Regions from separate parts of the Mus musculus genome. Here region 1 is linked to region 2. A link is a loop called in an ENCODE intact Hi-C map of the cell type or tissue named here. Cell type or tissue: gastrocnemius. All regions are shown on one strand. Each heading gives the region's core, and the rest is flanking DNA. Links, peaks and the distances in the headings are about the cores only. Region 1 overlaps Prkce (protein kinase C, epsilon). Region 2 overlaps Prkce (protein kinase C, epsilon).

Region 1 (15,425 bases), core at 4,924-12,923, 58 kb after region 2:
GCCATTGTCACCTCTTTATTAATTGCAGTAATGTTCTCCTTCTGCCTTGTTCTTTTCATCAACATGTGCTAATGTGTACAGTAATGCTACACAGTGTGCTATTTTAATCTATGCATGGGAAATGTGCTTCTGTCCTCAACTTACTGACGTCGCTATTCTACCTTCAATTGAAAAAAAGAAAGAAAGAAAACTTTCATGTGTGGAAGAGTCCAAACATCCCAAGTATCCTGAACTCTTTTTCAATTAACTCTTTTATATCTGGCTTGCTTCCCTTGATTGTTTCCCTTGCCCTTGGTCACACTTTCAGTCTGCTTTGTCTAAAACTTAGACAGGTATGCCTGTCTTGTTTCAGAAAAAAATTGCAGTTTTCACAGGTTATATAGCATCCTTTTTATTAGTTTTCGTGTATTTCTTTTTATCGTCTATGAACCTTCATGTTAAAATTGGTTTCTTGTAGACAATAACAACAACAACAACACACACACAAACACACACCTGGCGGGGGGAGGGGAGAAAGAGAGAGGTTGCCATTAGTAATTGTAAGATGTATCTAATTTCAAATTCGTTAAAACATGAAAACCAAGTGTCTAGGTTCTAGAGTCTGTGACTTTATCAGATCCCATCTGTCCCTGCCCCTCCCCGCCCCTCCCTGCCCCAGAAGGTTTGGAGGATTAAGTAAGACAAAGTGTTTAAATACTTAGCAAGTTATTTGGGTTGGCAGTAAAGCACCACCTATTAGCCACTGCTGTGATTACTATCTAATTGCTCTATGGAGCTCATAGCTGATTTACACATTCCAGCCCCATCTCTGTCAAGGTTGGGCGGAACTACCCTAACTGTGTAGCGATCCAGTTCTACATTACTTTTTCGTAGTCACTGTGAGCACCTCTTTTCATGTCTGTTCTACAGTCTACCTTTAAATACAAAACTCTGAAGTCAAGCACCCTTGTGTTTAAATAACAGGCTGTCCCTTACTGACCTAGGGAGTGTCTCTTTGTCTCTTTGAAGTTGGAGTTTCCTGACCTGTAAAATGTTTACACGGTACCTTTCTTATAGAATGTGCTCAGGACCCAGTAGGTGATAGCATGGGTATTATTGGTATCAGTGGTCATCAAATGTCCCCTCTAGGCAAACACTCCCTGGACTCAATTCTCCTCTCTATGCTCCTCATAGGAACGCTCTGGGTCTCACAGAGAAGCTATCTAAGGACTTAAGCCTTAGCAGAGAACATGCCCTGAAACACAAATCTCTACAGTTTTCAGCCATACATTTGGGCATGAGAAGATGGCATTATGTTCTGGTATGTGTCATGTAGGGGGCTCCCTCTCAGCACAGGCTAGGGCAGTTCCCAGACTCCACGGAGAATTCTTTGAGTGACAATGACAGCGGGAGCATGACAGTAATTATTCCTCTCTTACCCACTGTAAACCCATGAATCCAGAAGCTGTATGGCTATGCTGTTCACCTCCGTCTTCGCTATTATGGATGCCCAAGCTGGGTGACCATGTCTCTTCACCTCTGCAGCTTTCACCCCAGAAATATTCTAGATACTATTTACTTATTCATTTTCGTCTACTTAATTATTTTCCTCTTACGTCTGATTTCTGGATCTATAGCTTTGGCTTAATTTGAGTAAATCATTGTCTTTGTTTGGCAGACATTTTTAATGTCAGAACATTTGCCAGTCTGAGTCCTTGGACCCAGACAAGCAGGGGAAAGACACTGACAGAAAAATCCTGTAGTATTTGGCACAGGTTCATAGGAATAGTGGGTGCAAAGCGAGGCTTGCCCTGTGAGGAAACTTCTGAGTTTCCTGTGGTCAGGGGGCTTTGTTGTAAATTCTCTGAGTCAAGGCTGTGATTTTCCCAGAGACTGGACATTGTTCGGTCAGAATGATTAGAAACATGGTGCTCCTGGAACCCAAGGCTTCTGGGGAAATCTAAACGTTTCCTTCTTTCCAGGACTCACATTGTCATGCCTTATGAGTCACTGAGAATTCTGGTATACTTTCATCAGCTCAGATATGCATGTGAACATGTGGATATGGATCATATATGCTATATGTCTGTCTGTGTGTATATATATATATACACATAGAGAAAGTATGATGGCAATGTGAATTTTTATATGTTCATAGATATGTATTTATATATAAAGAGAATTATAGCAATTTGCTAGATTACTTAAGCCAAGAAGGCAGAATTTGGGGAGAAATAATTGAAGCCTCAATTATATATAGTGTTGTGTCTGTGTGTGTGTGTGTGTGTGTGTGTGTGTATTACATATACTATATAAAGTATATATAGTAGTGTATATCATATAACATAGCAATAGTGTGTGTGTGTGTGTGTGTGTGTGTGTGTGTGTGTGTTTCAAGACCCCAATTCCTAAGATCATGTGTCACAGAAGACCCCTAGGAACCCTAGACCGCAGTCCCTTAAAGGTTCCCAGCCTGCCCTTAGTGGCCCTCCTTGGGGATCATGCTGCTGGACGATTGCTCCACTTGATATATGATCTCCCACCCCACCCCACCCCCTTAGAAGAAGGGAGTTCCAGCCTCAGTCTTGGGAACTGGCAGCTTCTACATGGGTGGAGCAGTGAAGATGGGGTCTCTAGCCACCTAAAGCCTAACCAAGTTGTCTGAACTCGACCTGTGTACTGAGACTTGGTCTCCTAGCCTGGAGTGCTGCAGTCAGCTGACACTGCTTTCTACTCCCTCCAGGCTCCCAAGAAGTAGTCACCATTGCTGCTGAAAAGCCAGCCCTCGCACAGAGAAATGTGTATTCCTTAAAACCCAGTGGAAAGTGTTTACCCAGCCAGTGCTGCCCACAAAGGTCGCATGGCAGGAAGGACACACTGAGGATAGCAAAGCATCCAGAAGCCTGGGTTTCCTTGTGGGTTACCCGGGAGTCACAGAAGGGAGGGAGTCCTTTATCATCACGTGTGCATGTACAATCAGTGGCATGCAGGGGACTCAACTGTGTGCATTACTGCTCACTCCAGAGCTCCCATGTTTGCTGTGTCAGCCTGAATAATAAAACAGTGTTTTAGATCAGATTGGAGCAAGAGTCAGCTATAATTAGAACCCCTTTGGAACCAGACCCAGGCTGCTTTCCTCTCCATAGCTAGCACCCATCATGAAGGGCACTGGGAGGGAGGCCTTCACCCAGAGAAAGTGATGCCTTTGTCTCCTTTATCCCTGGTGTAGGATTCTTCACCTTTGTTTTCTTTTCAATAAAGAACAAACGAAATTCCTCAACATTCAGAACTCCCTCCTACTCAACCAGGGGCCAAAGGCTTTAGACGATGGGGCTTTTAATCTCCCAAGAACAGGGTGTCCAAATGCAGCTTCCTGAAAAGGTCAACAAGCTCAGGCCTGGTAGCTTTGGGATTTCCCAGTGTGGGTAGGGACACTGTGCATACTTAGTCTCAGACTATCTCACCTCCAGCATTGAGTTTCCAGCTAAACTGTCTGCCCTTGGAGATCCAGGACCATGAATTCTTCTCTCAGGTGCCCTAATGTGCCTGATTTAGGGCTGTGCAGAGTAGCTTAGACAGTCAGGGCATAGTACCAACCTGACAAGCCTAGATGCTCTGAGGAATGTCTCTCAGAGTAGTGGACAAGGTAGGCATAAACAGTAGCGACCGAAATCCACTGGATTATACTCCCAACAGGATCACCATGACCAGCAAGCCGTCTGGTAATCATGGCCTGGCTGTTTTCATCCTACTTATGAAAAGGAGATGGGCAAAATGCTGAGGTGGCCTGGTACTTCTGGTCTGGTACTGCTGGCGTCTTGGAACAGTTCTGAAATGAGAAAGTAGAGTATCCTGAGTAGATGTCCCCCCATCATGTCCTACAAAATTCCTACTGTGTGTCCTCAGCTCAGTGATGACACCCTCAAGTGCTGGGACTTGGCCTACATCGCCATCCTGCAGACTGCCTGTGCTCACGAGGCAGGTGTGTAATCCACACGCTCGCCCCTCCCCCAGGGCTTATGAGAAGGATGTCTGTTTAAGGAGAAGCCATCCCTGAAAGGTTGACTGGGAAAACAGACATAGACACATCCTGTGCTGAAGTTGGAGGAAGCTGGAGTAGCAAGTGAAACCTGCAGAGGCTTGGTTAGAAGAGGAAAAAGAGAGCCAGCTAGCAGGAAGCTATTGCACTTGGGATATCCAAACAATTACATGGTGTGTCTTTTCTATCATTGAAAAGGAATCCAGGAGTCAAGAAATGTATAAATGGGCTGACAAGATGGTTCAGAGCATAAAAGGTACTTGCATAAAAGGACTCAATCCCTGGAACCCACATGGTAAGCAGAGAGAACCAACATCCAATAGCAGTCCTCTGATTTATACATGGTACCATGGCATGTACATACATGTGTGCATGTACACACATGTTCACATACACATACACATTCACACATGCGTCCACTCATATACATGTGTCCACACATGTATACATACTCGCACACATGTGCACGTTCACATGTGTGCACGTGCGTATATACACAGGTACACAGATATGCACATATGCACACAAATGTGTACTTAATAAATAAATACAATTTAAAACTGTCAAGAAATTTGTAAGTCAGGTTTCACAAAAGAAAAACAGTAAATAAGCATTTCGACTTTAAAGCTAAGAACACAATTTGGTGTTTGAGTGAAACGGGAAATTATTTTTTAAAACAAAAGAGAAAAAGTCTTGGCTATCAAAAGAATTGTAAAATCTGTCAAATAAGCTCTTCCAGAAAGTGGGTGAGGGCTGGGAGCTGGGGGTGCTTCCATTTTGCCACAAGAAAACACAGTGTCTTGGTTTTGGTTTTTAAAGAAAACATGTCAGAGTTTACAGATCCTATAATACTCTTCTCAGGGGATTTTACACTCAGGACAAAAATATAGCTTTTATTTTGAATCATATTCTTCTCTAGGTTTTTAGACCAGTCTTTATGTCTACAATTTCTAAAAACGGTTTTATATGTTAAAATATATTTAGTAAAAGGGGTAGCTTTGAAATGGTGGACTCTGAAAAAAGTTTCACATGAAGCCTAGAAATCACAGTCAGAACTCTCAGCTCTCGTGGTGCCTTCTGGGAAGGCCCAACCACAACCAGGCAGTGGGGCACACAGCTGTGAGGTAGACACACCCAGGGGACCTCAACACACAGCTACATGGCCTTCCTTGTGGCACCCCAAGTTCTCACTTAAAAACTAGGCTAGGGGTGGAGAGATGCTTCCGAGGTTAAGAGCACTTGCTGCATTCTGAGGACCAGCATCAGTTTCCAACAGTCACAAGACAGCTCACAACCAACTGTATATAATTCTAGCTCCGGGGGATCTGATGCCCAGTTCTGTCCCCCACCAACACCACGCACACACGTGGTACACAGCCATACCTGCAGGCCAAACCCTCATGCACATAAGGTAAGTCATTAAATTAAAATAAAATGTAAAAGCTTGGATAGCAGCAGTGCCCAACTTGTGGTTACGGTGACTACTGAAGGAAGAATGCTTGGGAGAAACACGCAAGCCATTGTTATCCTTTCAAATGCCTTGACACGGAGTCAGGCTACACGTAGGAGCTTGTTGGCTGTACCGGTGCTGGCAAGGATGCCAGATTTGGGCTTGAATGTCCATCCACCTGTATTTGGAAAATAGCATGACCTGAAGTAACCGCAGAAGGACAAAAAAGCGTTTCTAATTCTTGATCTTGTAAAACTATTCCCAGCTGGGGTCCACTCCCTCTGAGGTCAATGCCAGCTCTATTGGTCTGGGAGACTGTGATGCTGAACAACACAGGGCACAGGGATTAATGAGAACACGCAGGAAAAAAAAATGCTAGTAAGAGGCATGGAGAATTGAAGAATAACTGATTGGAGCCAGGGAATCTCACAGGATTAAGTGAGAGGACGGCTTTACGCAGTCAGCACAGGTAGACGCGCCTCTGTGGTGCCGTCCTTTAAGGAGATAAAGCACTTGTTCCCATGATGAAGGCAAGCATGGCTCAGAGGAATCTAGAGAAATCCACCCACCGAGGAGAATGCATATGTGGGTGATTGTGGGTCAAGGTGGAGAAAGAAACTGACCAAAGCTGACCAAATTGGCAAAGAAGGTTTGGAAGACAGACTAGCTCCTGGCAGCTGTGGGAAAACCACACTGAACTTCCTATAAAAATGCAGAGACCGATCCCAGAGATACTCAGCAAAGGCAATGCTGTCTGAGACCCAGTCGGAGGAAGTGTGATCCTCAGAACGCATGGTGGAGGAAGGAGAGCAACTCCTGCAGGTTGTCCTCTGACCATCACAAGCTCCCTGTGGTGGCCTGATGCATCCATGCAAACATCCCCCCCCACACACACACATATGCAAATAAACAGTTTTTAAAGATTTAATTATGTGTATGAGAGGTATGTACCTGTGAATGCAGTGGTCTGTAAAGAACCCTGAGAACTAGAGTTCTGACCTGGGTGCTGGGAACCAAGAGTATTCTGAAAGATAACGATTCAAGCTTAACTCTGGAACCATCGCTTCAGCTCCAACCCCTCCCCCCTCTTTCTCTCTATGCATGTATGTGTGTGTGTGTGTGTGTGTGTATTATATTTGAGTGTATTTGTATGTATATTTATGTGTGTATGTTTGTGTGTGTATATACATGCTCACAGAGGTCAGAAGAAGGCATCAGATCCCTGAGAGCTAGAGTTACCTAAGTTTATGAGACACCCTATGCTGGTGCTGATATCTAAATTCTGGTCCTCTCTGGTCCTCTGATAGAGTGGTACCTGCTCTTAACCATGGAGTCATATCTCTAGCCCCCAGATAAATATTTTTTTTAAAGAAGAAACCTGACAAGGTTTTTGTTTTTTTTTTTGTTTTGTTTTGTTTGTTTGTTTTTTGTTTTGCATCATATAGAGTCAATACTGGTTTCTGGAAAGCTTTGAAATAACAAAAGCCAGGGGTAAATGAGATAGTACTCCATGGTTCCTACACTTGAAGCTGGCTTCAGAGCTTCCTAATAGGAGGCTCTGAAGAAAAACCAAAAAAGGTGGCCTTAGCTAAAGCTGGACATGGAAGGATGGCACAGGGAAGAACACCTTGCCCTTCTTAGGGAGGTAGCTAGGCATTAAAACAAGGTTAGGACCCAGCCTGGTCACTGGCCCAGGAGCCCAGGAACCTGGGACCCTCTCCTCAAGTAGGACTTGATCCAAGCCCCTCCCCTTCGAGTAACCTGCAGATAGAGCAAACACTCTACCTTAGGGTGCTGGCAATGAGGAGGATCAGGATGGAGGAGGAAGTACCGGGATCCGATCTCCTAGGAGACCAAGTAGCACCCCGAGGTTTTCCTGTCTCTGGCTCAAAACTCCACAGTAAACATGATAAAATTAGCAGAGCTAAGTAGGCATATTTGTGGGTTTGGAGGCATAGTTGGTCCTGTTTTTCTCCAATTTGACCTAACTGGAGTTCACTGGGTATGTAATGGAAAAAAAAAAACCCAGCTTGATATAAAAACGCAGGAAATGCCTTCAGCTGCTGCTGATTACAGTAGCAGCTTTCCTTCTGTTATTTTTGTGGCGGGAAAAAGAAAAAAAAAAAGAAAAACAAAGCTACACCCACCAAACACACACACACACACACACACACACACACACACACACACACACACACACACACACCCCTAAGCAGTAGAAACAAGCTGGATTGTTAGTACTTTTTACGGCATTCTTGATTCTGGCTAAATGATGTCACTTTATAAAATGAGAAAGGAGAGGAAGGCATTTAAAATCTCATCAATACAATTTCTGCACGTGTAATACACAGCCACCGGTTCAAAGTTTAGTCGATTGGCCCTGGAAGTTGGAGAATTCTATCAACTTGCATCAAAAGTCGATCTGCCCAGGACAGGTTCAGGTTTTCTCGTGATGCCTTCTTGTATCATGTGCTGGGGGAGAGGACACTACTCACAATTGCTTTCCTAGCATCCATCACTGCTTAGCAAATAAAGCCACGCCTGCAGAGAGATGCTTTCAAACCTGACTGAGAAGCACACTGGATGTTCTCACAGAACAGACATGTCTGGCTCAGGCTGGGGAGTGTAGCTCTGTGCTAAGTGCTCGCCTACCGCGCACAAAGCTGTTTGGTCCTGGGCACTGCTTTTCATAATCCTGCAATCCCAGCCCTAGGGAGTTGAAGGCAGGAAAAGCAGATGTTCTAGGTCATCCTTAGACAGATAAGGAGTCCAAGGGCAGCCTGGGCTTCTTGACACCCTACCCGAGAATTGAGGGGAAGAAAGAGAGAGAAAGAAGGAAAGAAGTGTGCTAGATTCTCACCAAGGGAAGCTAGCAGGGAGAGAATGAACACAACCACCCAGTCTGTTGGTACAACTTAGTTAACACGTTTTAATTTTGGCTTCAGGATTCACAGTTTCCTGTTGCTGTCGTGTACATAGAGTCGTCAATGCCTATAACACTATGTCTTTAAGAACGACATATTTGCCATGTTGAGATTTCCTGGTTTTCACTTGGGTCCACCTGTGAGGCCACAAGTCTTCATTCATAAAATTCTAGGAGATCCTGGCAGGACAGCCAACGACTTGGGAAATTCAATTCCCCTGCTCAGGTAGAAAGTGGAACTGACTTAAGTACCTGCCATGCTTTGGAGGAAATATGCTCAACTCAGTACTTCTCAATGAGAACAGGTAATTCTTATGGGTCCTCTAGCACCGAGGTGCTCAAACACTAGGGACAGCGTTTGGCAATGTCTGGACTTGGGCTGTTGGAACCTAGCAGAGCTGGGATATGGAGGAGATGCGCATCCATACTGAGGGTACTACAACCGAGAGCTACCAACCCAAGCTATCAGTACTGCCAAGGCAGCAAACCCCGGCTCCAGCCCTCGAGTTCTATGATCATGTGATTCCCCAGGCTTCGGGAGCTGCTGTGTTTCAAAGGCCTCCTCTGCCACCACGGATCTTAGGTGGAACACAGCCAGATCTGCAAGTGGGCACGTCCTGTAGGGTCTGACCAGGTTCTGGAAGGCTTTTTGAACCGTAAGAGTCAGAGAAGGCAGAAGGCAGAAACTTGTACCTGTCACCTCCTTTCCTTTCTCCCATCAGGAAATCTTATGATTTCATTTCCACACTGTATTGAACTCTTTTCCCCCCAAAGGATACCACCATCTTTGAAAAATCAAAAGACTCTTTCCCCCATATATATATATATATATATATATATATATATATATATATGTGTGTGTGTGTGTGTTATATAATGTATATATTATATATAATAATATATAATATATTTATATATTAATATATATATTAAGCCAAGAAAAATAATTAATCTACCCTGTAAAAACTAGCATCTTCTAAGTCCTTGATTAATGTGTTAATGGAATTACTGGTGTGACTCTGGCACTTCGCCTGTGTCCAGAAGGCAGTTACAAACCCAACTCGGGCAATGATGAAAAGCAAGCCATCTAAGTCACCTGTAACACGTCCCTGTAACCCACGCATATCTACTCCCCCTGAAGAAGACCATCTCTCGACACAAAATGTTTGCTACAAGCAAAAGTATTTTAAAGTCATTTTAGCCATCAAAACTTAATTTAACCAAAGCATTTTCACGTCCCCACCCTTTCAGCTTCTTTTATGGGGTGTCCATGCCAGTAAATGGTTCCGTGTTCTTGGGGTTTAAAGGATTAAGAATACACAGGTAGTCGGTCGGCTTTCCTTTCTACCTTGGCACGCTCGCTCACTGTAGACACTATGGTTTATGGCCTGTTGGAGCCAGACTGCCTTGAACTGTTTATGGCGTAAGACGAGTCTGAGGAAGTCTCTCCCCAGGCTCTGAAACAGCCCCACCCGGCTGACAGGAGTCTCTCATTCCATTCTCTCTGACAGCAGGGGGCCAGTACATTTCCTCCCAATCTCTGAAACCCATGGGCAGATTCCTGCAAACTCCTGCATGGTCTCTACAGCCCCACACAGGAAGCCTGAAACATTATAGATGCCCAAGGGATATTTCTAAGACCTGGGATTGTCTTGGCTTATAAGGGAGTGTTCGAAGATGCATTGGTCAATTGATTGATAAGAAATCCTGGATTAATGATCAGGCTCGCTATTTTTGCATTTACTTGATTTTGTTTGCTTGGAGGCAGATCTTGCTATGTAGCCTTGACTGGCCTGTAACTCTGAGAGATGTGCTCTCCCCTGCCACCCCAGTGCTGGGATTATAGGCGTGTACCACAAACACCTGGGATTCATGCTCACCGTTTGTTTTTAATCTAAAGTCCTGAGGATTGTTTATTTTTACTTTATGTGTATGGGTGTTTTATTTGCATGTATTTCCGTATACCACATGCATACAGCACTGGAGGACACCCTGTAACCTGAGTTTCAGACACTTGCTACCTAGTGGGTTCTGGGAATTGAACCCGGGTCTTCTGGATAAGCAAGTAGTTGGTGCTCTTAGCCACTGAGCCATCTTTCTAGCTCCAGCGTTCGCCATCTTTAAGAAAAAGATCATCTAGCACCAGACACTCGGAACCTGTCAGTACCCGCATTTGATATGAAAACAGAGAAGCACACACAGAGAGCTTCAGGGGTTCCTATACCTAAATAAATATGGTGTGGCAGAGCCTGATCCTGTTGTTTTCTTTTTTAACATATAATTTATTTTTACTTTATGTTCACTGTATTTTGCCTGCATCTATGTCAATGTGAGGATCTCAGAAGCCCTAGATCTGGAGTTACAGACAGGTGTCGGCTGCTACGTAGGTGCTGGGAATTGAACCCAGGTCCTCTGGAAGAGCAGCCAGTGCTCTTAACCTCTTAGCGGCTGAGCCATCTCTCTCTCTCTCTGTCTCTCTGTCTCTCTGTCTCTCTCTCTGTCTCTGTCTCTCTCTCTCTCTCTCTCTCTCTTTCTCTATTCCTCCCTCCCTCTCTCCCTCTCTTCACTGCACAAACGGGTACTTAACTCCATTACTAACTGGAAACATTCCTGTCGATTGTCAAGCCAGGTATTCTCCATGGAAAATTGGGTTCTGTTCTCCCTAGTAAAATTTTGAGGAAAGGTTCTAGAGCTCTTCAGCAGACTGTCTCGCTGTTGGTTGTTGTACTACTGCCCAATGGACGTGTCTCCATGGAAAATTGGGTTCTGTTCTCCCTAGTAAAATTTTGAGGAAAGGTTCTAGAGCTCTTCAGCAGACTGTCTCGCTGTTGGTTGTTGTACTACTGCCCAATGGACGTGTCTCCATGGAAAATTGGGTTCTGTTCTCCCTAGTAAAATTTTGAGGAAAGGTTCTAGAGCTCTTCAGCAGACTGTCTCGCTGTTGGTTGTTGTACTACTGCCCAATGGACGTGGTCACTTAATCCCTCTCCGGCATAGACACTTAAAGTTAAAAGCAAGTTGATTCAAGTTCATAGGCAAAAAGAAAAAAAAAAGAATAGCTAAGTCGAAGGAAAGGAGAAGCTTTACAAAGGAAAACACCGGGGGCTTCTGTTTTCTTTGTCTGTACACTGCTTAAAGGAAACGCAGAGTGACAGGCTAGGGGGCTGAGTCTTTCATGTCTGAAGCTGTTGTCTCCAACTGTGAGGCAACAGCTGGCATCTCCGAGGCGGTTAGGACCCATGACATGATGAGGGTGAAGGAGTGGGAGGAGGGTGTCCCAAGCAGGACCCCAGAGTGAGGAATGGCTGAGCGGGCAGAAGGATATCTCAGTCTCTTTACCACTGCTGGATCTCCAGCGATTGGGATGCTATGTAGGTTCTAACTTATCCACTCTTCAAGAGTCTTAGGTGTTTAGTGGAAAGGATTGGGCCTTTCTAAACCTCAAGTTGCAGAGAGTTCATGAAAAACACAGCTGTTTATAATATATATTACTTGTTAAAAGGCAAACAAACCTAAGTTGGGACTGAGTTCAAGCAACCCTGCCCAACTGAACTTGCTCAGAGGTACTGAGCTGAGTTCTGCTTTGCTCATTTGTGTGTGGTTGAGGTTGAGCCCAGAGCCTTATACACACTATGTAGCCACAACACACTTCAGCCACCCCCCAGCCCTTCAAGGGAACGTCAAACTATTTGCCTGTTAATAAAGAGACACTAGTGTTGGACGGGTGCCAATGCTGTCATTTTCATCTAGGCATTGTGTCTTGAGACATAGTGACCGCCATCAGAAGATTGTCCGTCCGTAGGCGTTCTCTTTTTAGAAAGCTCTACTTTTCTTTCACGTGTATGGGTGTTTTGCTTACGTGCATGTCTGTGTACCATGTGTGCACAGTATCTGTTCAGTCCAGAAGATGGCATCAGATCCACTGCACTGGGGTTAGAGATGATTGTCCAACTACCACGTGGGTGATGGGAACCAAGAGCAGCAAGTGCCCTTAACCAGTGAGCCGCCTCTGCAGGCCCGCGAGCTCTTCTCAACAACAGTGCAATGTAGTCAGGGGCACCTACATCAGCACTGAGACTCTCTTCCACCAGGAAATCTTACTGGATCAGTTGGCTGGTCTCTACCCTATAATGTTCTGCTTATTCTCTAAGTAGAGACCTCTATCCATAGGTCTCTATCCATAGATCTCCTTAGGAAGGTTCTCAACCTTACAACCTTCTTTCTACTTCATAACTGTAACTTTGCTACTGTTATGGATCATAATGTAAATCTGATAAGCAGGCTATCTGATGCATGAACCTCGGAGGGGGGCGTGACCCACAGGTTGAGAACCGCTGCTTTAGCATCTGTGTTTCTGGGCATTTGGAGGTTGCACTGTGATTTGTGGACACCCATACTATGTGAGCGCACATGAGACCCCCAACCCTTCCGGAGGAACTCTGGGCAATTGACAGTTGTTGAGTGGAAGACAGACATTTTTCTCAGTGGTGTAAGCCCTGGTAAGAAAGATACAGTACTTTTGTAAATATGTCTTTATCCATCCTCCTATACATAGCCCCAAATAAACCCATTCCACACACACACACACACACACACACACACACACACACTACACACACACATACACATACACACACTCACTCACACACACACTCATACACACATACACACACACTCACTCACAGACTCACTCACTCACACACTCACTCACACACTCACTCTCACACACACTCACACTCACACACACTCACACACACACTCACACACTCACTCACACTCACACACACTCACAACACACACACACACAACACACACAAGTAAGTAAATAGGAAATATAAGATAACGAACATCTTGCATTTGTGTATTAATATCTGGATTGTTTCTGGAGAAGCAGTTTGCTGTGGCACACACAGAGAATCTTTAGGAGCTGTCTTGTTACCATGCACCTCTTGTTGGCTTCAGCCTTTAACTGCCTAAGACTTGTTCTCTGCAACCCTTCCTCAGATCAGTCCTCTCACCGTGCATAGTTCTGTGTCAGCATCTAGGGTTTAAAATAATAGGAATATGAGTGATGGAGAGATGGCTTAATGAGCCCCAGCTACTCTTCCAGAGGACACAGGTTTGATTCTCAGTGCCCACGTGGTGGCTCACAGCCCACCATAGCTCCAGTCTCAGGAGATTCACTGCCCTCTTCTGGCCTCCATGGGTATCAGGCAAGCAAGTGGTACGTAGACATGCAGGCAAAATATCCATATGTACATAATAAAATAATTTTTTAATTGAGAAAATAGGAATTTCAGTGACTGGTGATTGCATTTATCAAAACATTCACGAAAAGTTCTTTGGAGAGAATGTTAGGAAAATGATCTGACCCTGTAACAGCTCACCCACTCTGTAGAACCCAGCCATCCACAGCTGGAAAAGTGGCATTGCCTCCGTTATGTGGTTAACAAAGAGGACTGAGTTTGGTTCCTGACATACCGTTGTCTAGAAGGTTCTTTCAAAGAAGTGATATTAGTGGCTATAGACATTCTGGGTAATATTGGCTAGATTTAAATTAAAAGTTTGAGTTGAAGAGAATCAGATTGTCTGAGAGGGAGGAACCATCTGAGATGTTCCTGTGGAACCAGAGCTCAGCTGTGACAGGCAGACTGTGAGTAAGAGGTAGGGAGCAACCCGTCTTGGAAGATTTACATCACAAGGAGGGAAACACATTAGTCACTTCATCAAGATGAGTGCTGCCGATTTAAGGACTGTTTTCAGTGTCTTTGAATAATTTCTTTCCCCCAAATCCATTGCTGCCAATAAACACGAACAAACAGAACCAACTTTTACAGTATTAGAGACACTCACATGAGTGAAGATCTTCCCCCACCCCATCCCCCTAGAAAGCCTATGTTAAGCCTATGACACGAGTCTCTCACAACTCACTTTTGGATCAAACAAGCATGAAAAATCAAGTCTGACCTACAAGTGGTTGTTGCCATCATGGAATGAAGGGGGTTGAAATTGAGTTGTGTTTTTTGTGTATAAGGGGAGAGCTTATTTTAAATGATTAGAAAGTACTTAAGACAAGTTCCTCCGTACAGGTTTAAGCAGCTTTCTTGCTTGCAGTGCCGAGCATTTACGGTTACTTCAGCAGGCTAATGCTCATCATGTGGGTCTCAGGACAGCGTTGTTTGGTTAGCTGGGCATCAAAGACTGAGCACAAGCAATGTTAAGTTTCCAGAAGAAAACTGCTCAACCTGTCTTTCTTTAGTAAGTATTCCACAGTGTCTGTCTTCTTAGAAGTGGACAGAGTTCCACCAAGAAGAACTGTCTGGGTCTCTTCTTGGTCCCTGTTCATTCTAAAGACACAAAGTCCTTATTAAGAGCCTGCTCTACTGTAGAGGAGTGCTCTACAGTCCAGAGTGGTGAGCCTGGTGGTGGTCCCTTATCTCTTCTTCAAGAGCCTCAGTGCCCAGTAAGGACCTTCACCCTTCACGTTTGCTTGTGATGAGTTCCAGGTGACTTGGATCCCTAAGAGAGGTCTTGAACCTCACTGTAGGGAGCCCACACATGCTTCCTACAGGAATGGGTGAGAGTCAAAGGCTGAGGACAAGGGGAAAAGCTCAAAGTGAAAGCTTGCATTTGTATCTTCGACGCTGGAAGTTCAAGTCTGTATTTCTCATATAATACCATATTTAAAGCCTTACCCTGAAGGTTCTCTCTTACTCTCTTAACTTCTTGTGTCCTGCCTCCAAAGGTATAGCACAAAAGTGCTCTGTGAAAGTATTTGACAAAAGATGGAGTTGCCTCCCCTCCTCCCATAGGCATTCATAAGGGGTGATAAAGAGGCCTGGGAGAAGGACTGAGTGTTGAAAGACCAGAGGCATGGAAGTAGGGAAGGAGCACCCCAGAGTACAGGCCAGGAGGACCATGGACAGTCTGCACCAGGAAGGAAGCTCTTGTTCCGGACGACATCCCCTAAAGCGTGGGTATTGCTGAGCTCCGAACGCATAGGCTGAGTCAGAGCTATTTTAAGTCCCTAGACC
Region 2 (15,425 bases), core at 3,966-11,965:
TGCTCTTACTTGATCCCATACGTTCCCATGTGGTGTGCTTTCACCGTCATTTCATTCCAGATTTTGTTTTTACTTCCTCCCTGATTTCTTCAGGGGCCCAATCCTTATTCAGTAGTGTATTGTCCGATCCCCACGAGTGTGTGTATGTTCCAGGACTTCTGCTGCTGTTGGTTGGTGGTCACCTTTCCTTGGGATCAGGTGGGATGCAAGCAGCGACCTCATCCTTCCTGCGTTTGTAGGGCTCGCTTTGCGTCCTCACAGTCTGTTTTAGAGAAAGCTGCACGTGCTGCTGGGGATACCCTTTCTGAAGCATCTAGAGGAATGTTCTGTGGGCATCTGTTACGTCCTTGTGACCGATGGTGCCATTCCAATGTTTCTAACTCTTGTGGGATGACCCGTCAGTTTGTGAGACCGGTACATTGAAGTCTCCCAGTGCTGTTGTCCCGGCTCCATCTGCCCTTGTTCTATGAAATTGGTCACGTCTATGTTGCAGTGGTGTGTATTTAGAATTGTAACGGCCTCTTGATGGCTTGCTCCCCTCGTTGGTATCAGCTACTCTGCGGCTTTCCTCACTAGCTTGGCTTTGATAACCACTCTAGACATTAGAACAGCAAAACCTGCTCATTTTCTCGCTCGGTTCCTTTGCTTAAAATATCTCCTCCGAGTCTTCACCCTGACGTAGGTTGTGACTGTCTCTTGTGATGCAGTGAGCTCCCGGGAGACAACAAATGGATGATTGCTGGGTTGGTTTTTCTGTTTTTGTTTTGTTGTTGTTGTTGTTGTTGTTGTTTGTTTTTTAATCCAATCTAGTAGTTTGTGTCTTTTTGTTGGGGGATGAGACCGTTAATAATCAGAGCTATTATTGACGCTGTTTATCAATTCCTGCCGTTCTGTTGACTTTGCAGTGTTTGGCTTTCCCCTCCTTCCTCTCTTGCTATTATTCTAGTGTGGTTTATTATTTCCTTTGGCCTCATGGGTGGATTTGTTTTCTCCTCAGTCTGAAGGATTCTTCAAGTATCTTCTATACAGCTGGTTTAGTCGTCCCAAATTCCTTGAGCCTATTTTTATCATGGAAAGTTTTTATTTTTCCTTCAATTATAACCGAGAGCTTTGCTGGTCAGAGTAGCCTGGCTTGGCAGCTACTGTCCTTCTGACCTGGAAATTCATATGTCCCAGCCTTCCTGGCTTTTAAAGCTCCAGTTGAATAATGAATTATGGCCCTGCTTTTATATATGACTTGCTGCTTTCAATGTGCTTCCTGCAGCCTGTAGCGTTAGCACCATAACTATGCTATGTGGAGGGAAGGTTCTTTTCTGGTCTTGTACGTCTGTCATCTCTTTGTCTCACTCTGAGAACTTGGCTGTTATAATTCTTATAAGAATGTTATCTATTTTTCTCTGTTCTAGTAGATGTATACAGAGAGATAATCAGCGCCTACTCTCCGTAGGTCTGATGGTGGTACACATGTCTGTAACTCTAACTGTGTCTTCGTGCCATTTTAGCTGTCTCCTTCTTTGATAGCCTCAGTCCTTCTACCTTGTCTTCCAGCTCGGGTGCTCTGCCTGTTCCCTGGGAATCCCAGGAGCCTGCCAGCCCTTTCCCACCACCTCGCTCACTTCTGGTCCTGCAGATGGCCAGGCGGAGGTGAGAGGTGACGAGAGGCTCCACGGTGAGGAGCTCGCATTACTTGGAGTTTCGACTCTCTCCTTGACAGCTTTGTTGTTTTCTTCAAGGCAGTTTCTCTCCATGTCGCCCTGGCTGCTCTGGAACTCACTCTACAGAGCAGGTTGTCCTTGAACTAACTGAAATCTGCCTGCCTGGGCTTTCTGAGTCCTGGGGTTAAAGGCCTGTGCCGCCATGTCAGGCCATGCATGGACAGAGCTTCCAGCCAGCCTGTGGTTCTCAGCCTGCTTCCACAAAGGGCTCTGTCCCAGCTCGCTGAGCCTGTTACAGTCCTTGCAGGCTAAATGTTTACTGAGATACTGCCGCTGCTTCCTCTCGCTGAGTGTCAGTGGTGAGGTTGCTAGTCAGCCATCTTACCCAGAAGTCCCTAGGCATCAGCTCATATTTAACAAGGAAACTGACAGCTGAAGATGTGACCTGTTCAGTCGAGGCTGCACAGCAGGCTGCACCTCTCAAGTCTTCCCCTAGTTGTTTTCTTCTGTCGCACATTGTTTCAGCCAGCGGCTGCCACCTGAGTGTGGGTACTCTCGAGTGTGCAAAGCTACTGTAGGTACAGAACAGTCACGGGGCCATGAAACAAACTTCCAGTCCTTAGGAAAACCCATTGCCAATTTAAAATCCCTGTGATTTCAGATGAACACAGAATCCTAAGTGTGAGTATGTCCCTTTGAAATCAGCCAGCTCCGTTTCAAGCAGAGCTAAAACTCCTGGCTAAGGGCTTGTCTAGCTCCATGGTTATTCTGTCTTAGAAGGCTCACTCGTGCCTTGCATGCATGAGGCCTATGGGCAGTCCCTTCCTGGTCCCAGTCACTCTCGGGAGCTGGCATTTATTTTTGCACGTTGCTAAATAGAAAGTTCCTTTTGGGCTTCCATCAGGACTGGCTTCCCTGTGACTTGCTCTCTCACTCCGGGTATGCTCATCAGAATGGTGTTCAGTATGTCTAATTATGTGCCAGTCACTCGAGGTTCATAGTACAGGAGTCAGGAGCTCAGCAGTTTCCCAGACTTACCTCTGCTGTGCTCTGTCAGTGTGCCTCATATTGCAGGTCTTAGTTTGTTCATCTATAAAATGGAAATAAACTATCTACCGAAGCCACCCAGCACACCAGTAGGACGCCCAGGCTGCTGCTTGTTGGCACGGAACATGGATCTTTCCCTGGGCCATCTTTGCTATTAATATCCCTGGTCCTTGGCCTTTAACCTTTGTTATCTTTTCCTACCACACCCCTTTCCTGTCAGATTTTTACGTGGGGTGTACATCTTCCTTATAGAGACTTTCCATTCCATTCTTGACTTCCCATATGTCATTGGCAGGGTTTGCGTGGTCCTTACCCCAATCCCTTTTCTTTCCTTTTCACAGAAGGTATTGTGCAAAGACAAAATTGGCGGCAATTTCTGAGTTTTAAGTGTTTCTAGTTTTAGCTCTCTCTCTCTCTCTCTCTCTCTCTCTCTCTCTCTCTCTCTCTCTCTCTCTCTCTCCTTGAATCTATTCATTGAAAGGCTTCTCCTAGCCAGGTACAATAGTGCACACCTAATCTCAGAACATGAGATCCTGAGGCAGGAGGATTTCTATGAGTTCTATGCCATTCTAAACCACAGAGTGAGTCTCTGTCTTGAAAACAGAGAGGAGATGGTGTGAAGAAGAGGACTGAGAAGAGAGGAAGGGAGAGTGAGAAGCAGGGAGGAAGGTTCTAGAAGGAGGGGTCCTAGGGCAGGCACTGGGCACAGGGGCTTTGGAGCTCGGACATTGGAATTAGATTACCTAGTTCAGGGTCTTAGCAGGCCCCACCTCCGAGTCTCCATTTGTCCACCCCTTAAGAAGAGATAAAATTTATTATTTGTGTGTGCCTGCACGTGAGCCTGTGCATTTGTGTGTGCATTTTTGTGTAAGTGCCCACCGAATCCAGAAGACAGCATCAGACCCCCCCCAGAGCCAACATCACAGGATGCCAGGAACAGAACTTCTGTCTTTTGAAGAACAACAAGTGTTCTTTAGTTAAAACTCTTAGCTGCAGCCGCCTCCCCCTCCTGGGTACCATCTCTTTCATGCATTGCTTCTGAGAACCAAGCCACAGAAGTCACAGTGACAGTTATTCTTCCCCAAACCCATTCCACTGGGGCTATGTGAAATGGGAAACCCTGTTACAGTGATCTGGGGCAGACAGACTGTTCTCCCACCAAGTCCCTACCCCCACCCCGGAATTCCCAGCTTCTTTTATTGTAGTTTAAAATTATTGTTATAGAGCAGTGCAAGAACGGTAAGACCTGGCACAAGAAAACAAAGACTCTGTTCGCCGAGTGGCCCTGTGAACTGGCATTTCGTTCTGCTTGAGTTTATGTTTCTTACTCAAACTCAAATTGTCGAGAGTCTAGCTTGCTCTTCTCCAACATAAGAATCAGCTACCGACCTCTCCCGCCAAGGGCCTGTGGGGGCCGCCTGTGGGAAGAGCAGAACATAAACACCACCCTTGGGATTACCCACTGGCCGTTTTTTTGTGATGACTGTGATGCAGATGAGGGAGAAGAGCCCCAGACAGCAACGTCAGGAGAGGCAACATGTAGATTCTGACCCAACCTAGGACTATTTTCTCGGTTTGAAGTGGGAAAAGATCTGATGAACTGCTGCTTGGCTCACTGATCTAGAGGAAGCCTTAGGGAATCAATCACAGAGCTGTAGACAAAGCTGGCGGGGGGCGGGGTAGCTTCTGCTTCTTCTCTCCTGGGAGGACACAAGTGTCTAGGATGTAGTGGCCATGGCCGATTACACAATGCACCCGGTGGCCTCACAACCCATCCAGCTCTCGACCCTGGCACTCGCTGGGCAAGGGTGGAAGGAGTTGCCAATCCAGGTCATTGTTTGCTCAAACCAGAGTTCGGCCAAAGCTGCCAGGCAGTGGGGATTTTAATTCCCAGAAATCCAACTTGGAGACAAGAGGCATTAGGGGGCAGGGGGAGGGGGAGGGATGGTTACAGATGAAAACATCTAGTAAAGATGTTCAGAAAGACTGCTCGCTATAGCAATGGAATCCGTCTGTCCTTCTAGATGTCCCTAACTCCGTGGGTTAGGTCACACCGAATAACCCTGCAACCACTTAAAACGATAAGCTCAAATAAAAGTGTGCTCTCCATGTATCTGCACTTGGTTTCCTTTTGGCCAGAAGAATCTTCTGCCTCAGCAGGAGCCTCTTACGTCACTCAGGGATGAGCCTCTCCGTGTACCTTGTTTAAACAGCAACATGGCTTAGCCAATACAGCACAGAGCGTCCCACTGCCTGGTTGAAAAGAATACATCTTTAAGGTCCCCGGGATTGGAGGAGGCCAGCCCTCACTCATGGGGTCTTTGCAGAGATAAGCCAATCCGAGAGGCAGTTCGCCCTTGACTGTTTGCCCTTACGCCTGTCCCTTGTGGCATTCTCAAGCACTTGTGTCTGGCCTGGGCCACCGGCCTGCCTCTCGTACCTGCCTGCTTAAGGCAGCATCTGAATTATTTTTGAAGCAAACAAGCAAGAGTTGTTGAATGTTCAGAATGCCGGTGACGGTGCGTCTGGTTAATATACGAGGTCTCCTTATCGCTTTCCGCTCAGGGTTGGACATTTGCAACCTTACCATCTAAAGGGAGCAAACATTCGGAGTGAATAAACTGAATGGTAGTCACTCTGTGTTCCGTTCATTTCTTTGTTTGCTTTTGTTTTGAGACAGAGTTTCACTATATAACCCTTAGTGGTCTGGAACTTGCTTTGTAGACCAGACTGGCTTCAAACTGACAAGAGATTTCCCTGCTCTGCCTCCTGAGTGCTGGGATTAAATGCATGTGCCACCACCCCAACCACCAGCATATTCTATATTTTATTAATGAATATGAGAACATTTCTTGGGCTCAGAATTATTCACTATTGGAAGTTGAGAGAAGGGCCATTTGGTCCAACATATATTTTCTCTGAAGGACATAGTGGTTTATTACAGAAATGTATTTCCAGTCCCCTTAGAACTGAAGTTAACAAAATGGATAACCAGTGTAGGCCCTCCTGCTCCAGTCATGATGTGTGAAGTCACACAGGCTGGCCTCTTCATGAGCTTTGTGTGAACAGCCCAGGAGCCTGCTATACTGGAATATCATTGCTGCTCACAAATACGTCATGACACCCACTGTAGATGAGGCTTGAAGTGGGTCTCAGAGTCACCATGGCCCAGGTGACCACACAGTCACTGTGACTGAGAGACTTTTGGAGGGAGACAGGAAAGCCACTATGATCAGTGGTGCCCTCTCATGCTAGGCACACAAAGATGGCTTTGCCTCCCAGGTCCCTGAAGGCCACTGTGGCAGAGGATTCAGAGCCAGAAGACCTTGGGCTCACCAGGGTCCCTCTACCCTCTCACTGGTGTCTACCTGGTGTTCATCCCCGGGACCCAAGGATTCACGGATGAACCTGTCAGTCTTACAGTCAGACAGAAGGTCTGCTTGTTTGTTTCTGTAATGGTTTGCTCTTCATTCTGTTTTTTTGTTTGTTTGTTTGTTTTGTTGTTGTTTGTTTGGTTTTTTTGTTTTTTGTTTTTGAAAAATTAGTTTGTTTTATTGTCTCTGATTCCTCCCTGGCCAATGTTGTGGTTAGCCCAGTGTCCCAGAGAGGCCCTTTCAGTCAGTTTATGGAAACTGAGTCCTTCCTTAAAATGGTTCCTGTAGACGGGCTGGAGTGGAGCTCAGTACTGGAGCCTGTGCTTAGTGTGGACAGGGGCCTGGGCTTAGCTCTGAGGATGGGGGGGGGGGGTAGCTCAATGGGACAGCACCTGTCCAGCATGCCTGAACACCGGGGTCTGATACCCAGAATGACAAAGAAAAAAATGCATGCTAGAGAAAATTTCAGTGCCTCCTTGGCACCTAATCGGGGCTGCCACCTGGTCACCTCAGCACAGGGCTGGCAGTCCTGAGTGTCCTGTTGGCACCTTGCCCCCATTCACTCTTCAGTTAAATACTCCTTGCTAGGAGTACAGTGCTGTTGAGGGCTGGGGACGTGAGTCGAGCCAGCTAGACGAAGGCTCCTGCTGAAGACAAGATGGAAGGCAGGGCTGAGAGCCAGGGAGTGTGCTGTGGTCTCCCTGTGGGTCTTCCTGGCACATGGATGGGCTTGCTCCATCCAGTCAGTCTCTTCCTGCAAGCCACGGGCCGTGTGTCATGAGCGTCCCGCTAGATTGCTAAAGCTGTGCTTGGGAATTAGAAACAGGACACAAACTGAGGACTAAGCAGTAAACGGGAAAGCCGGAAAGGATGCTGCCTGGGGTTCTCTGAGACCCACAGCAATGCTCTCCTTACTGGCAGATTGCATTTCCCCTCCCACTCCTGACCATAGGTCCTTTCATTTCCTGTATCCTTTTCACTAAATTGAAGGATTAATGTACATGTTATGCACTTAAACAAAATGCATAGATATTCAAGCAGTTTCTCCATCTTACTAGATAGATTCTTAGCATTCACATTAAGAATGGCTAAAGGGGCCGGGCAGTGGTGGCTCACGCCTTTAATCCCAGCACTTGGGAGGTACAGGCAGGCAGATTTCTGAGTTCAAGGCCAGGCTGGTCTACAAAGTGAGTTCCAGGACAGCCAAGGCTACATAGATAAACCCTGTCTCGAAAAAGCAAAACAAACAAACAAACAAAACAAAAAACAAAACAAAACAAAAAAATGCCCAATGGAGAAAAGCGAACAATTTTCTCCCTACAGACCTTACCAAGTATCTTGCAGTTAACCATTTCAGCCACTAGGTGGCGAGAGTAGTTAGCAAGGCAAGTGGGTCTTTGTGACTCATCCAGGCAGGAAGAGGAGACTGGAGACCTAAAATAGTTTAACTGAGCGAGGTGACCAAACGGGTGCCGTTCTAGAAGGATACACTCTGAAGCTTCTGGTTTCCAGTATTGGCAAATATTTCCTTTCATATACAAAATTCTAAAGTTAGACAGGAAGAAAAATAAGAGTAGGACTAGCTCTCAAAAAGCAGAGCCGTAGAAGCTTGCCCTGTCTGGTCCTACTTTTGTCTGTTTGAAACGAAGACGCTGAAATAATTTCTGAGCTCATAAGCAGACTACAGTGTCTGCAGCTGCGCTCTAAACCCCACCCGGTGGGGACAGAGCTGTTTGGAGCTCTATGAAACAGGCCGAGTTTGTTTGTTTTTATTTTAAATAGAAGTAAACCGCGCTCCCAGGATAGAGAGCCCAGCTACCGTGCTACTCTGACCATCTTGAAAACTGACAAGAAAGAATTTGTCAAGTGTTTGGTCCGATTGAGGTCTCACTGTTTTCTTCTGGGTGATTCCTGTTCGGTAGGAACGGGAGCAGCGCTTTCCTATCAAACTCACGATAGGAACCCGGGGAGAGGGCGGGAGATACATTTGTAATGACTTCACAGAATTTCCCTTCCTCTGTGAATACCTGTCCCAGGCGTGGGTCCTCAGATTCTCCACTGGCTAATGACATTTTAGTGTCTATGGAAATCATTAACTTCCCTGAGAGACTCAGCCTCATTCCTTTGATAACTGAAGCTGCCTATATCGCAGCGATGCATTCCTCCGTACTCCGTACTCTTTGGTAGTCACCAGTTAATCAGATTTCCTTCTGCTGATACTTTCTTTAATAAGAGGTATTTGGTGATGACGGAGGGGCAGTTCTAGCAAACAAAGGGTTTAAACCCAGCCCCAGGGGCTCTGGTTACGGCAGCCCACACCCGATGCAGAGCCTGACTGAATGCTATCGCTTTTCTAGATTAGATAGAAGAATTAGGGAAACATTTTTTTAGGATACCTATGGTCTGGTTTTGGTGACAGTTCATACAGTGGGAACTAGAAAATGTTGCGCTGGCCTAATACTGATAACAGAAAGTATTTTAGAAGGCAGCACTCTATTTACAGTTTTAGTAGACTATCTTTTATTTATTTACTGTTCATATCATAAATGTAAACAACGTGTCACCCCACAAGCACCCTGACGCGCCCTCTCCCCCCACTTCATGTACCTTTTTAAAAGATTTGTTTATTTATGTTGTGTGTATGAGTGTTTTGCCTGCATGTATGACTGTGCTCTACATGTATGTATGGTCCCTGCAGAGGTCAGAATAGGGTGTGGGATTCCCTGGAAATGGAGTGGTTACAGATGCTTGTGAGTCACCTTGTGGGTTCTGGGATATGATCCCAAGCCCCCTGCAGTAGCTACAAGGGCTGCTAAGCACCAGCCGTCCCTTTAGTGCCTCTTCTGGCTCTGTTGCTCTTGTGATCCACCAAGCCAGGTTCTTTCTGTGGGATCCTTAGTGTGACACAATGCTCTCCTTCATCCTCGCACGTGTCTCTGTCATGGCCCAGGCTGTGGACATTGCCATTACCCATGAGTATGGGGGATAAGGGCTGGGCGGAGCCATTGCTGTTGCTACTGAGACCTTCAGCGGTACACGTCATTTGCAACCAGAATATGAAGGAGGGGGACGGTGACCTACTTTCCAAACTTGCAAGATCATGCTTGAATCTATGTGACCCTTAGACATTCTTGACCTTTCCAAATTTTTTATCTAAATTCTGCCCGATTTCAGAGCTGGGACTTGATGTTTTATGATAGCGATTCTTCAAATTGTTCCTATTCAATAGGTTTTTTTTTTAAATGGCAATCAGTAGTGGTGATATAGTCCTGAACGATACAGAATTAAGCAATAACCAGTGAGCTCTGTCTGTGGGGCCACCGGAGAGGCTCGGGTGGTGTGGCCAAGCCTGGATTCTATCCACACTGCCACACACTCCCCCCCCCCCCTAATTTTTAAAGGTGTCTATTAAGAAAGAAAAATGGGAGAGATGGCTGTTTGAACCCTGCACCTTAAAAGAATGCTGTCTATCTAGTATGCTTTGGTCATATGGAAGTGGTTATCTCTGAAAGTCCACTGAGAACCTTAGTCCAAAACAATAGTTTAGTCTGTCTTGTTTTCTCACATTCTTTTGAAATTCCTTATTTCCCAACAAGGGGGGAAGTAGGTGTCACTTAGGCGACCACTTTCTGAGACTCCCCGAACAGCACGCAGTCACCTCTCCTGTCCTCTTAGGCTCCTGGGTTGGAGGGTGAGCATCGCCCAGCTAGTGAAAGCTTTACCTAATTCTGTCCATCAGAAGGCGGGAAGGCCATCTGCGTGCGGGGACCACGCACTTCAGGGCATGCGTGCTGAAACTGTAACTACACTTCCGAGAAACGGCTTTTCAGATGTCAGCAGAATCCCTTTGCTTTGCCCACTCCAGAATTAGATACTTCTGTTGGGTCTTTATCTTCAAGGTCAAGATCTTGTCTTGTGGAGTGTTTTTGAGACAAGAGTCTCACTCACTATGTAGCCTGGCTGGCCAGGAACTCATCTCGGTCTCTAGCTCGGAGATGCTGGAATTAAAGGTCTGTGCCACCCCACTTTCTCTCCCCCTTTTATTAATGAGCACACAAAGACAAGATAATGCCTCTGGCCTCCTGGAGTTTCCAGTTTCTCTCCCTCTCCCTCTCCCTCTCCCTCTCCCTCTCCCTCTCCCTCTCCCTCTCCCTCTCCCTCTCCCTCTCCCTCTCCCTCTCCCCCTCCCCCTCCCCCTCCCCCTCCCCCTCCCCCTCCTCCTCCCCCCTCCCCCCCCTCTCTCTCTCTCTCTCTCTCTCTCTGTGTGTGTGTGTGTGTGTGTGTGGCCTTTGGAGGCCAGAAGAGAGCATCAGATTTCCTGGAGCTGGGTTAAAGACAGGGCAGCAGGGAGTTTCCTCTCATAGATGTAGATGTGGATGCGGATGTAGATGTAGATGCGGATGAAGATGTAGATGTAGATGCAGATGCAGGTGTAGATATTGATGTTGGGAACTAAACTGAGGCCCTCTAGAAGAGCAACAAGTGCTCTTAATCCCTGAGCCATCTCTCCAGCCCTTGAAGCATCAGAAACATTGGTGAAGGCAAGCAAGAAAGATAAGAGAAATTAAACTATTTCCAACAGGAAAGTTGCCATAAAATAGCTGTATTGTATTTCCAGTCCATAAGTAATCATAGACATTGTAAGTTCCATTCCTGATCCCAGGAGCATACTGAATGGCTCTTTAGCTGGCCATACCGTCTTCTGAAAAGCTTGCTTGCTCTTGCCTAATGCAGTTGGAGCTGGTAGCCCTGAGTGTGCCTTTTAGGACTGCCCTTCCTTTTAAGAGTATGCCTTCCTTCTTGTCTGCCCATCTGCAAAAGTCCAGTGTTCCTCCAGGTTCTGCTATTGTGTAGCGTTCTAAAGGGCGAGGAGATGGAGATCCAGCCTTCAAGTGGACCTCGGTCCTTCTCTGGGAGAGAATAAGGTGGCAGGCCCTGACATAGAAGGGGGTACATAAGAGGGGAGAGACTTCCAGGCTGCTGAATGATGAGATAAAACCTGTAACATTGGGGAAGCGGAAACCTTTGTGACTTCCTTCTCTTTGTCTCGCTGGATCTGTTTCCCCAACACACCCATGGGGATGCCTGCTTAGCTGCAGTCACCTCCAGGCCCTAGGGGCTGGGAGCCACATATGTGAGATTCACCTTCTTCCCCTCCCTCCCTTGCTCCTCAAATAGATAAGGAAGGATAGAACTGGTCAAAGCCTTTTGGCATTTGGATTTTGCAGTTACCAGGGAAAGAGGCCAGGAGGCCATCAGCTTCAGCTCAGAACTCCAGACTTACGCTCATCCGGCCACCTCATATTACCCGTTACATTGTGTTCAAATGAATTGTGAAAATAAGTTATCGCCGCTGTGCGGGGTGCAGTTTACGGACCCATCTGTCTCTGCCTCTCATAAATTTCCCTTCCAGATGACCACAGCACGGCAGAAGTTTCTGTCTGTGCTGGTAAGCGGCAGGCAACTGTTGTCACTGGCTGACCTCTGGTTAGAAGTCCGTGGGAACCGCATCGCAGGCTTCATTGATGGGGTGGAATAGTTAGTTCTGCGGCGAGGTCTGTCTCAGGGTTAGAGGGAAGTGCTTGCGGATATTTGTTTCAGTCCGTGCTTTTGGTATTTTGACCAAGTTGGCACTGTTTTATCTCATCCAAACAGAGATACATGACAAAGGACAACTGCTGTTGGCTGACTCCGGTTCTGTGGATGCATTCAAAGAAGCGGTGTTGCTTCTATACATGGTCAGGAGTTAGAACTGCTATAAACTGCTTCCAGGTAGATGAGATTAAAAATAATAAAAAGATGAGTAATTTTTAATTACCTTGCTTGCAAAATAGTTGGATGTTACTGAAGTACTCAAGAATGCAGACTCTTAAAGTATCTTAAAAATGTATCATTCAAGCAATAGATTTCTTTCAAAAGATAAATTCCCAGTTGGTCCTTAATACCCCCATGCTGGCAGGGCATGGAGCAGTGTTATAAGACGTGGATGTAGCGTGAGTGAAGTCCCGGTTTCATCCAACATCACACACGAGCGAAAGGGAGGGTTATATCATCAAACTGTACTGGAATCGGTGCCGAGTGACTGCTGTGCACTGTGTAGTGAGCCTCTGTTCCTCTGAGCAGTTTGGCTCTCATGGTTTGGTGTGGTGAGAGATGAGTGGTGCTTAAAGCATCAGTTTAAAGCTGAGAGAAACAGCCTGAGGTGGCATCTGAGAGACCTCGCTGCCAGCTCTGGAGAGACTGAGCCCCAGGCAGTGAGTTGTCTTTGTTGGCCTTGGGCTTTGCTGTCTCACAATCTTCTTTGTCCTTTCTTTATGTTCTGTGTATGGGGTTTGGGCCTGGCCTACACAGGAAAGCATAGATATGACCTGGTGCTCTGAGAGAAAACTGTGGAACAGGTAGGATGAGCCTTGGAGGCATTCAGCTGGCACCTAGCATAGGCTCACACAATTCCTGCTGAAGACTGGTATTTACAAGCCGTATTCAAAGCCTCCAGTGAGTCTAAAGCAGCTCTTGGAGGTCCAAGGTAAAGGATTGGCTTATCTCTAAGAAACCGGTTAACTTGATCCTTACTTAGCCATCCTCCTGCCTTGGTAGACTGACAGTGCAATTCAAGGTAAAGCGAACCGTAAAGGTAGCATGCACGGGAAGTAAGCCAGCGACCAACGTTAAATGCTCCCAGGTCAGTGTTGCACAAGTACACACCCTTCTTACATAATTCTATGCTTGAGTGGAGGGTTTCCAGACTGGCTTAACGATCCCACCCTTCTCTGAGGAAGAACGCGGCAGACAATGGAAAACCCTTGAATGGTTTGCCTCCCACTTTGCACTGTTGATGGGTAGGTAGCGTGTGGCTCTGATAGAACACACTGACCGAAAGTAACTTGAGGAGAAAGGGGGTTGTTTCAGTTTATAGGTCACAGCCATCACTCAGGGAAGCCATGGCAAGAACTCCAAGTGAGAGATCACAGAGGGAGGGACTGGAGCCCTTGGAAGGGCACCTCCTTTTTATTTGTTGGTTTGTTTGTTGGTTTGTTTTTTGAGACAGGGTTTCTCTGTGTAGCCCTGGCTGTCCTGGAACTCAACTCACTCTCTAGACCAGGCTGGGCTTGAACTCCAAAATCCGCCTGCCTCTGCCTCCCAAGTGCTGGGATTATGGCATGTGCTACCACTGCCCGTTTTTCTTATTGTCTTGTTTCCCTTCAGTTGCCTTTCATATTTAGTCCAAACCCACCTACCTAGAGATGGCACCATCCACAGCGGGCAAAACCCATCTACATCAATTAGCCATCAAGAAAATGGCCTGTAGAAATGCCCACAGGTCAGTCTGATGAGCCAATTCCTCTCTTGAGATCCCCTCAGCCCCCATGTATTATGTTGACGATAAAACTAACCAGGACATGTAGGAGCAGCCATTGAGATTTACAAAACAGAAAGGTCACACAAGAGTGTAACTTAGTCCACATGGAGACTGAAGAGAAGGCATTGGCTTGGGTGAATCCCTTGAGGAATCAGTCATCTGGACTGTAAGCATGCCCGTTCTGCTAGTAAAGGCTTCAGAAAGACAGACCAGGGGCTCTTGGGAGTCAAGATCTTAATATGTTGCTGCATTGAGTGTCTACAAAATGGTGTCCACTCACATTGGTAGCTCAGTGTCAGCTATGTGGAGTAAAGATACGGTAAACACATCTATTTGGTAATTGTTTATAGATTGAATGTTTCATGCAAGGACTTTAAGAACTGTGAAAACCCATTTGGAATATGGGCAAAACCAAACCAAACCAAACCACCACCACCAGACTAAATAACAATCTCTGACATCAGAATGTAAGGTATGACATAAGGTTGGCAGGTACCAAGTGGGCTTAATAATCAGACGGGAGGTTAAGGTCTCTGCATTAGTTCAGAATAGGGCTGCCTTCATTTGAAACTAATAGCACCAAGAAGAGAATGGAAAGCTTGTGTAGAGAAGGGCTTGGTGCGCTCCCCGGGAGACTTGAGAAGCCCCAATTGTAACCAGTAGTGGTGATTTGGGAGTCAGCTCCCATCGGGAGGTTGGGGAGATCAGACTGGATTGTTTAAGTGAAGGTTTTAGGTCAACATACAAAGTAATGAATGCCATTGTGGCCTCTTCACGTACTCTGTCCTCATGCATTCCCCTCCCTCACTCCCTCCTCCACGCCCTCTTCCCTCAGATTGCAATCTAGTTTACCAGAGGACTCGGGGCTGGGGATGCACGCTAACTTTCACCATTTAAAGTGGGAGCTCTACTTGAGAACATTGCACTGGCCGGGAGCTGGGTAGAGAGGCCGGGTTTTGGGGGTTCAGCGTAGACTTATGGACTGGGGATTTGGATTTATTTTCCAGGAATCTGCTTTTGGAAAGTTCCCAATTTGAGTTTTCTATGTACTGGAGTCTGGAAAGCACCGTGGTTGATTCACTGGGCTCTGTTGGCTCTCAGCAGAAATGGAGAGGCCAGCAGGGGAGTCTCGCAGGGAGGGTGGCTTTGACCTGACCGCCCCCTCCAGATTCTTACACACCTGCTACCTACCACATGCAGCACAAAAGCTTCCACTCTGCCCATCACTGACAGCTCAGGGAGCCCTGTCACTCTTGCCAGAGGGAGTCTCTGAAAGATGACCAGAGGCCCTGAGCGGATCTGGACAGGCCATGCGTTTATGGTGTACTTCTACAAGGAGGATTTGGGGGTGTTGTTGTTGTTGTTTTGTTGTTTTGTTCTGTTTCATGTCTCGTATGCATTTAGCAGGAAGATATTGAAATCAAACAAAAATAGACACCTATAATTGTGTTTATAAGTTAAAACATAAAATATATTTGTATGCTTCATGACCTCTTAAAATCAACTTTCCCTGTCTTAAAGCATTCATTTTTTGTAGCATTTGTCATAAAATTTAGACTTCTCCAGACACCCGTGATACAGCTATAAAAAGGATGTGAGTAGAATAAAATAACTTAATGTCGAGCCCGAGACACACACTCCTGATGCCTGCAGCCGCACATGTTAATTTTGGATATTTAAGTGTAACCTTTATTGACAGTTCTGTGGAACCGCGTAGAGGGTGACTCTGAGTATGAGGGCAGAGCTGAGAGGCACTGAACATAGACCCGGCCTGCAGCCCTGGCTGATCGGCTTACTTGGCACTGTGGCCTTAAGCATATCAACCAACTCCTTTGTTTCTTGGGGTTAAATGTTAAAAATGTAGATTTTAACGCCTGTAGTTGGTAGGTGTTCATCTTTGCTCATTAACCATCTTCCCATTTGCCTAGAGTTAGAAAAACCCAAGGTAGGAAAAAAAATCCTCAAAGACTTCCTTCCAAACAGGTGTGC

What was found. Peaks named below come from ENCODE experiments on the same cell type or tissue, not always from the same donor. Only the 100,000 strongest peaks of a DNase experiment are listed, where the experiment ranks them.
Region 1: a loop joins it to region 2, with 2.2 times the contacts of the local background. A loop is called at or near these places in 6 of 42 quality-filtered maps.

The regions. Positions count from the first base shown.
Region 1 is chr17:86,585,909-86,601,333 of GRCm38, forward strand. All of the region lies in intron 11 of Prkce (protein kinase C, epsilon), which reads left to right. Among named protein-coding and RNA genes, the nearest start is that of Gm52297, 76 kb to the right of the region's middle. In gastrocnemius, for the core only: no CTCF peak of the experiment used is centred there; DNase peaks (open chromatin) are centred at 9,436 and 12,138; H3K27ac peaks cover 4,388 bases.
Region 2 is chr17:86,528,556-86,543,980 of GRCm38, forward strand. The region is part of intron 10 of Prkce (protein kinase C, epsilon); the gene reads left to right. Among named protein-coding and RNA genes, the nearest start is that of Gm30284, 91 kb to the left of the region's middle. In gastrocnemius, for the core only: a CTCF peak has its summit at 7,432 (motif pointing right); DNase peaks (open chromatin) are centred at 4,429, 4,888, 6,002, 6,696 and 1 more place; H3K4me3 peaks cover 1,255 bases; H3K27ac peaks cover 3,653 bases.